Regions from separate parts of the Homo sapiens genome. Here regions 2 and 3 are each linked to region 1. The links are chromatin contacts, found by Hi-C or POLR2A ChIA-PET in ENCODE. All regions are on one chromosome and are shown on one strand. The core of a region is the stretch at or near the end of the contact, and the rest is flanking DNA. Distances in the headings are between cores, read along the strand shown.

Region 1 (2,700 bases), core at 199-2,698:
TCTTCCAATTCTCCGCCATGGCGGCCGCGGGCAGGGGGCCGGGGCAGGCCTCCCCGACTCCCCAGCCCCGGGGGTCCGTCCGGAGCCGCTGTAGGCCCACCGAGCCCCGAGCTCCGGCCCCAGCCGGCCCCGACGGTCGCTCAGTCAGCAGCGCCTTCCGCGTGCCCGCCCCCCGGAGGAGGGAGCCGCGGTCCTCACGCCGCGCGCGCAGCGGGCTGCGTCTCCTCCTCCTCCCGAGCGCCTAGCGGGAGGCGGCGGACTGCGCCAGGGCCGCGGCCGGGACTCCAGCCTTGGAGGGGAGCGCCGGGGTCCAAATTCCATATAAGAGGCCGCCTCCCCGTCGGCGCGGCTAGGGCAGTGGCGGCCCGCGGCCTGCGCTCGTCCCCGCGGCTGACATTGGGGCGCGCCCCGCGGCAGACGGAGCTTGGGAGCAGCACACTTCTTCCGGCGGCGGCGGCAGCGGCGGCTCCTGCCTGGCTCGTCGGCGCCGCACCTCCCTCGCAGGGGCCGGAGCCCGGGGTCTGCGGGGCCAGGAGGCGAGGGCGGCCGCGCCGAGGGCTGCTAGATCCGGACGGGGCGGGAGGGGCAGGCCGGCGGTCCCCGGGCCACGGTGCAGGCGTCCCCCGGCTGGCTGGCCGGGCGCGGGCTGCGGGGCGCGGGCGGGCCGACTCCGGGGCGCTGCGTGCGCGCAGGGGCAGTCATTCAGATGAAATTCCAGTCCCCGGCCAGAGACACCAGCCCGCCTCTGCCTTCCTCCTCCCTTCACAAATAGAAACGGAAGGGGGAGGGAGAGAAGTGGAAAAAAAGGCAACCGGCGAGGGAGGGAGGGAGAAGCCCCGGCGGCGCTCCGGCCTGACCCCCGGGCGGCTACTTCTGCGCTCCCCCGAGGCCCGGCGCCCCCGCCGCGGAGAGACCCCGCGCGCCCGTCTCCGCGCTGGGCGGGCGCCCGGGCTCTGCCGAGGAAAACAAGGATTGATCAAACTAGAAAGGAATTTTTCTCAACTGCTAATGAACAGGAGGCTCGGCTCCCGGCCCTCCCCTCCCCTCCCCCGGCCCTCCCCCTTCGCCCCCCCGGCCCCCTCCTCCCCACTTTCTTTTCTTCTCGGCCTCTGCTGGGGCCTGGAAGGCTCGGGGCTGCGGTCGGAGCCAGCCTGCGGCGGCGGGGCCAGGCCGAGCCGCCACCCTCAGCGCCCAGCCATCTTGGGCTCCGCGGCGGCGGCCGGGGTCTGGGCGCGCTCGCTGAGGGCCCCGCGGCGTCCTCTCGCTCCTGATTCTTTTTTTTTTTTTTTTGGTGGGATTTTTTTTTTTCCAAGGGGAGGGCTGGCGGCCTCCAACAAATTAGGAGAGAGAGAGGGAGAAAATGCCAAGTCCCGATTTCTCTCCACCTCTGCTCCACCCACCCCGGTCCTGTCCAAAAAATAAAAGAAGATGAGAATTGGAAGAAGTCGGCAGAAAGGCGAGAGCCCGCGGTCCCCGGCTGCTGCCCAGGCGACGCGTCCGGGGCGGGCCCGCACCCGTTGCTCGGTCCGAGGTCCGTCTGTCTGCCCGCGGCTTCTCAAGGGAGGGGAGGGCGCTTCGGGCAGGGTCTCCGCAGCCGCTGTCGCCTCAGAGCTTTATCCTCAGATCAAAAAAGAAAAAACAGGAAGAAAAAAATCCCAACCCCAACACTCTCATCACAGCCACCTTCAGCCATCTTGCGCGTATTATTATTTCAGGAATAATCTGTTTAATAAAAATACCTGCGTATCCAGCCCCTCCCCCGCGTCCTGGGGTCCCCGCCCCCTTTTAATAATAATCTCGATAATAAAAACGATCGGCGGGCCGGGCAGTCCGTGGCGGCCCTTTCCTGCCTCGACTTGCTCGGGCCCGGCTCTCCCCCCGCGAAGGGGCGCCCCGGGGTGGGGGTGCGTCCCCGTCACCCGCGCGGGGAGGAAAGGGCGCCCTCGCCGCCGCCGCGAGGAAGGCGGCGGCGGAGATGCCGCGGCCCGCGGGACCAGCCGGAGGGGCACTCGGGGGTCCCGGGGCCCCCGCCACGGCCCGGCCTGGGAGTCCGCAGCCGGCCGTATACAATGGGTTCGGAGCAGAGCGGGGCAGGCAGGGTGGGGAAACGGGAGGGCCAGGGGCTGCAGCGAGCCGAGCTCCCGGGCTGGGGCGGAAGGAGACGGGGGGTGGTGTCCCTACATCAAGGCCGGTCCCGCTACTCGGGAAGGGGGCGGAGAGCTGCGGCGCTGGGGGGCGAGGAGAAAGCGGCAGGCGGCGCCTTTAATCGGCACCCGCCGGTTCGGCCCACCCGGCACTGGCGAAAGAAACGGGCGCGGTGGGGGGGAAGGGGCGGGGCGTGCTTTCCGGAAGTACAGTTACAGGGCCGGGCGCCCGGCTCCTCCCCCTTTCCCTGTCGCGTTGGGGCTGTTCCGGAGGCTGCTCCTGCTATTGGCCCACAAGCTGAGGCTCCACCTCCCTAAGGCGGGGCAGACCCGAGAGTCTCACGTGACTCTCACAAACTTCGGTACATTAAACATTGGGATGGGAGGGGGTTTTCCGCGCTTGTTAAAAAAGCGATGATGCCACGGCGTAGTGGGACCACCTCTTCCTGGGCCTGAAGTGAAGACCCGTGGCTCTTTTTACCCAGAGGGAAAGGAGCGTTTGTCGGTCTGCTCAGCAGTCCGGTGGAACTGAGCAGGGAAATGCAAAGGTTCAGTG
Region 2 (2,700 bases), core at 97-2,596, 590 kb after region 1:
GAACTCTTCTCCACTTCTTTTTTGTTTTGAGACGGAGTCTCGCTCTGTCGCCCAGGTTGGAGTGCGATGGCGCGATCTTGGCTCACTGCAACCTTCGCCTCCCAGGTTCAAGCGATTCTCCTGCCTCAGCCTCCCGAGTAGCTGGGATTACAGAGGACTGCCAACACGCCCGGCCATTTTTTGTATTTTTAGTAGAGATGGGGTTTCACCATGTTGGCCAGGCTGGTCTCGAACTCCTGACCTCAGGTGATCCACCCGCCTTTGCCTTCCAAAGTGTTGGGATTACAGGTGTGAGCCACCGCGCCTGGCTTATTTTATTTTTTTTACTTGTTTTTTCTTTTTAATAGTATTCTTGCTGTTATAGCACATCTTTTTAAACCTTCCATTTGTGTATAAAAAAACAGAGACTCAGGCTGGGTGCGGTGGCTCACGCCTGTAATCCCAGCATTTTGGGAGGCAGAGGCGGGTGGATCACCTGAGGCCAGGAGCTTGAGACCAGCCTGGCAACATGGTGAAACCTTGTCTCTACTAAAAAATACAAAAATTAGCCGGGCGTGGTGGTACACTCCTGTAATCCCAGCTACTGGGGAGGCTGAGGCAGGAGACTCTCTTGAACCCGGGAGGCAGAGGTTGCAGTGAGCCGAGATCGCACCACTGCACTCCAGCCTGGGCAATAGAGTGAGACACCATCTCGAAAAAAAAAAAAAAAAAGAAAACAAAGACTCAGAGGCAGGGAGTGGTGGCACGTGCCTGTAATCCCAGCTACCAGAGGCAGAGGCAGGAGGACTGCTTGAGCCTAGGAGGTGGAGGCTGCACTGAGCTGTAATTGTGCCACTGCGGCACTCCAGCCTGGGCAAGGGCAAGATCCTGTCTCAAAAAAAAAAAAAAGGAAAAGAAAAGAAAATAGATTTCTGGCCAAGTTAATAGAGCTTTACACGCTACTTTGCACTTATCAGGCACACACGTATTTGTTGAAAGAATGAGTTTGTTTTCAATCTTTCACGTACAAAGTTGTAATACACATTTGGAAAATATATCTTTCCAAACTTCGCCAGTATTTCTAGAGGATACATGTATTCCTAGAAGTAAAATTGCTGAGGTCAAAGAGTCGGCCATGTTTCGGAAAACTGCTATTGCGACCCAGTAGGCCCTCAATAGACAAGTCCACTGCGAATTTATTTCTCGCGATGCCTTTCGGGAGTTGTAGTCTTTGCGATGCTTGCTGGGAATCGTGGTCTGAGCCGGTCTCAGGAAGCGGGCGTGGACTAACCCATTGCGCGCCGGGCTTTAGGACCCGGCGGGGCGCGGGGACACGGGAAGGGTCGGGGAGGTCGGGAGCGCGCCCGTGAGCCCGGAGCAGCGGCAGCGTCGGTGGCGTCGAGAGCGAGCGGGCCCGGGAACGGCGCGGGTGGTAGAGGAGGAGCCGCGGGCTCGGTAAGCGGCGGCGGCCAGGCCCGGCCCGGTCCTCGAACCTGACCAACCCTGCGGGTCCTGCCATACTAGGCCTTGGCCCCGAGGCGGTTCTGGGGGCGGGGCCTGCGCTGGCCGCGGGGACGACGAGGACGCGAGGGGAGAGGGAGGGAGGACGGCTGCTGAAGCTGCGTATGCCGGGGAGGGCTGGGCCTGGGGGCGGCCGAGCCTAGAGAGAAACGGCTTCGCTCTTCCAGCGGCCGGTCCCTCGGACCACACGGTCCCGGTCACGTCCCTCTCCCGCATCCCTGCGGGGCCTTCTGGCTTCCGAGGTGCTGACCTTTGACCCCGCCAGCTGCCCCGAGAGCTTCCTCTCCTGCTGTTCTTGGTCCTGGGGTGCGGGCGTAGGGCAAGGCACCTCTGAGAATCTCAGGGATAGAGGAAAGCGGGTTTGTGCGAAGTCTTCAGGTGTCCCGGAAGGGCTCCAGTCCTGTCCCTCTCCAGGCTCTGACAGGCTTTAACCCACTCTTCACACGGAATCAGTGAAGCTACTGTGTTTTCTTTGGGTTACTCGGCGAGAGCCCAGGAAAGGAACCTGTTCCCAGGAGGGTATAGGGAAGGAAAAAGTAGAGAGAAACCTGGTCCCCTGGAGAAGGAGAAGCTGAGGCGTGCTGCCCCTGGCGAATGGGGAAGCAGAAACTTGGGCCATACCCAAATGTATGTCACTGGATCATCCGACCCTCCGCAGTTCTTCCTCTCCAGAAAGTTTTTTATTTTATTTTATTTATTTATTTATTTATTTATTTATTTTGAGATGGAGTTTCGCTGTTGTCGCCCAGTCTGGAGTGCAGTTGCCCGATCTCGGCTTACCACAACCTCTGCCTCCGGGGTTCAAGCGATTCTCCTGCCTCAGCCTTGCGCTACCACGCCCAGCTAATTTTATATTTTTGATAGAGACGGGATTTCTCCATGTTGGTCAGGCTGGTCTCGAACTCCCAACCTCAGGTGATCCGCCCGCCTCGGCCTCCCAAAGTGCTGTGATTAAAGGCGTGAGCCACCGCGCCCGGCCTTTTTTTTTTTGTTTGTTTGTTTGTTTTGTTTTTTGTTTTTTTGAGACGGAGTTTCGCTCTCGTTGCCCAGGCTGGAGTGCAATGGCGTGATCTCGGCTCACTGCAACCTCCGCCTTCCAGGTTCGAGCGATTCTTCCCCGTCAGCCCCCCAAGCAGCTGGGATTACAGACGTGAGCTACCACGCCCGGCTAATTTTTGTATTTTTAGTAGAGACAGGGTT
Region 3 (2,700 bases), core at 42-2,541, 950 kb after region 1:
ACACTAAAAGGCCAAGATAGGTGGGGCTTTTTGTTGTTGTTTTGCTAAGATCAAAAAGTAATTCTAGGGCAAAGCCAGATTCCGGTCTGACCTTGTTACATGATGCTTCTTGCAGCACCATAATACAATGTAGTTGCTTCCCTAGGTTTCTCTTTGGCTATGCTAGGTGTTGAATAATTTTCAGGGTCAATTTTTATTCTTCCCTGCTCCCTGAAAATGAGTGTTAAGATGTAGATAAGTACAAAAGAAAACTCTCCAATCCTTCCTACCTGGATTTGGAGTACAGGATAAACAGACAGAAATTGGCATCTTCCTCCCCTCCTCCAAGTTTTACTGCCTAGCCCAATGCTAATAGAAAAATAACCCGAGCCACAAATGCAAGTCCCATGTATAATTTTAAATTTTCTAGTAGTTACATTAAAATATATTGTATTTAGCCCAATACAGCGTATCCAAAATATTAACACTTCAACACGTAATCAATATAAAATTATTAATGAGATATTTTGCATTCTTTTTTTTGTATGGCTTCAAAATCTGGTGTGCATTTCTCACTTATAGCTCATTTCAATTTGTATTAGCCACATTTCAAATGCTCAGCAGCCACATGTGACGAGGGAGGACACTGTTGGACAGCACAGGTCTAGACCTCAGTAGCTCTCCCTTCAGATTAATGCCATGTGAATCGAATGGGTGGTATGAAGAATGGATGCTGAGTCCTTGGAGAATCCACTTGCACTTGGGTGGTGACTGATAAGAAGCCCTAGCTGTGCCATTTCCTGATACATGACTGTTTTTGAAGTTATGGACTCAGGATCTAGAAGACTGCAAATCCCCAAATACGTCTAACACCCAAGCTCACGCCAGGACCGTGCTTCCGGGCCTGTGTGAGAACCTAAGCTATGGAACCTGTCAACTTCTAGGGCTGCAGATTCGTTGGGCCCTCACATGTGGCCCGTGGAAAGGAGGCATCACTCGAGGAAGAGGAGGGCTTCTAGAGGGGCAAGGCCACCCAACTAGGGGCTTCTTGAGGGCAGGTGCTCCAAATGGCCGCTTCCTGAGGGCAGCGGGTCCTCTTGTGGCCTCAGGCAGGGCCCTGAAACCGGCCTCACGTGTTTGCAGCGCGAACTCCTGTGCTTCCACCAAGCGCTCTCGGGGATGCGGGGGTGGTGTCAGCGCCCCGGCCCCAGCCCGCACCCCGAAGTGGCTCCAAGGCTGCAGGTGTGAGGGGCGTGCCCAGGGCTCGGCCCGCGCCGCCCCATGTGACCCGGTCCGACATGGTGTCGCCTCCTCCCGGGGCGGCGGCGGTGGCGGCTCGGGCTGGGCTCCGCGTCGGGCCGGCCCCGCGGCCGCTCATGGGCAGCCAGGGCCGCTCGGGGCCCCCCGGGAACGGCGGGCCCGGCGAGGGCGAGGGCGGAGAGGCGAGGAAGCTGCAGGAAGGGAGGGTGGCGAGGGGGAAGCGAAGGAAGGGGAAGGGGAAGGGAAAAGCGAGAGCGGGGCAAGGCGGAAGAGGAAGCGGGGCGGAAGGGAAGCCCGGGCCGCAGACGGCGAAGGAGGCAGCCGGGCCGGGGGCTGACGCGGGAGCGAGGGCATGCCCAAGGGAGGAAGCAGAGGGAGGCAGAAGCGTGGAGGAAGGGGCGAGAGGCATCGTCAAGGGAGTCGAGGGGAGCGCAGGGGCCGGGAAGGAGGCACAAGGAAGAGAGTATGGGAAGAAGGAGGAATGGAGGGTCAGGGCTAGGCGGCGGGAGGGCGCCAGGCCGGGAAGAGCACAGGGACGAGGGGGTCAGGCTTGGGCCGACATCGCGGGGACAGGGGTGGCCATGGCGGCGGCGGCCGGGGAGGAGGAGGAGGAGGAGGAGGCGGCTCGGGAGTCGGCTGCCCGCCCGGCCGCGGGGCCTGCGCTCTGGCGCCTGCCGGAGGAGCTGCTGCTGCTCATCTGCTCCTACCTGGACATGCGGGCCCTCGGCCGCCTGGCCCAGGTGTGCCGCTGGCTGCGGCGCTTCACCAGCTGCGATCTGCTCTGGCGCCGGATAGCCCGGGCCTCGCTCAACTCCGGCTTCACGCGGCTCGGCACCGACCTGTAAGCGTCCGCTCGCCCGCCCGCTCCCCGCCCCGAGCCGGCCCCGCGTCCCGGGAAAGGGCGGGGCGCCGCGGCCTGGTCGGCCCAGGGTCGTGTCGCACCCCGAGTTTCTAGGCCTACACCTGACCTCCGCCTACACCCTTTCCCGAGCACTCTCGGGGACCCCTTTGCCCCTCCTCCCCAAGGCCTCCATCTGAGGCAGCCTCCCGAGAGCATCCCTCAGTAGGCACCCTCCCGGGTGGGCCGCTCCTCACAATTAGCCATCTTAGGCACTCCCTACAGCTTTCGATTGTGTGTTTTTGCAGAGGTTTAGCTGCCCCGGTTCCTTCGCCCCAGAGGAGCCAGTCTGGTACGGTGCTTTGGACGATTCCTTGAGTCCAGGTCTAGGACTCAGGTTCCTTAAGTGGTCTATCATAAATTTTTGTGGACTTTCATCTTTCATCCTCCCTACCCTTTTCTAAAGGTTGTTAAGCTTCAGGGCTCGGACCTTAAGAGAAGCCCTCGGTCCCAGTGTTCAGCCATAGTTTATGACTTCATATAGGCAGAGCGACACGAAAAAGGGGGCCTGCTTGAGGCAGGAGGCTGGAGTCTGTCCAGGATGTGTACAAGACATGGTATTG

What was found. Hi-C counts contacts between places; a loop is a spot of excess contacts on that map. ChIA-PET counts read pairs that join two places held with the same protein, here RNA polymerase II (POLR2A). Pooled maps may share reads with other maps.
Region 2: a map of naive thymus-derived CD4-positive, alpha-beta T cell shows a loop between it and region 1 (7-fold over the local background). The contact joins the promoter of ARMH3 here to the promoter of TRIM8-DT in region 1. A Hi-C loop is called at or near these places in 2 of 168 maps with a recorded cell type or tissue (B cell and naive thymus-derived CD4-positive, alpha-beta T cell), 1 of 37 single-sample maps with no recorded cell type and 10 of 50 pooled maps. POLR2A ChIA-PET finds 5 or more read pairs at or near these places in 1 of 52 experiments (activated CD8-positive, alpha-beta memory T cell).
Region 3: a loop to region 1 is called in a map of CD8-positive, alpha-beta T cell, with 9 times the contacts of the local background. The contact joins the promoter of FBXW4 here to the promoter of TRIM8-DT in region 1. A Hi-C loop is called at or near these places in 2 of 168 maps with a recorded cell type or tissue (CD8-positive, alpha-beta T cell and OCI-LY7), 1 of 37 single-sample maps with no recorded cell type and 9 of 50 pooled maps. POLR2A ChIA-PET finds 5 or more read pairs at or near these places in 1 of 52 experiments (WTC11).

What each region holds. Positions count from the first base shown.
Region 1 is chr10:102,641,937-102,644,636 of GRCh38, reverse strand. It overlaps TRIM8-DT (TRIM8 divergent transcript), which reads left to right and starts at 1,448. Exons shown (of 1, transcript NR_186489.1): 1 at 1,448-1,845. TRIM8 (tripartite motif containing 8) reads right to left here and starts at 158. Exons shown (of 6, transcript NM_030912.3): 1 at 1-158. The coding sequence starts at 19. RefSeq lists enhancers at 10-765, 766-1,520 and silencers at 9-988, 1,069-1,168, 1,439-1,498, 1,829-2,458.
Region 2 is chr10:102,054,819-102,057,518 of GRCh38, reverse strand. It overlaps ARMH3 (armadillo like helical domain containing 3), which reads left to right and starts at 1,346. Exons shown (of 26, transcript NM_024541.3): 1 at 1,346-1,434. RefSeq lists a silencer at 1,257-1,646.
Region 3 is chr10:101,693,761-101,696,460 of GRCh38, reverse strand. FBXW4 (F-box and WD repeat domain containing 4) reads left to right here and starts at 1,291. Exons shown (of 9, transcript NM_022039.4): 1 at 1,291-2,080. The coding sequence starts at 1,356. RefSeq lists silencers at 1,122-1,401, 1,432-1,481, 1,762-2,221 and an enhancer at 2,532-2,611.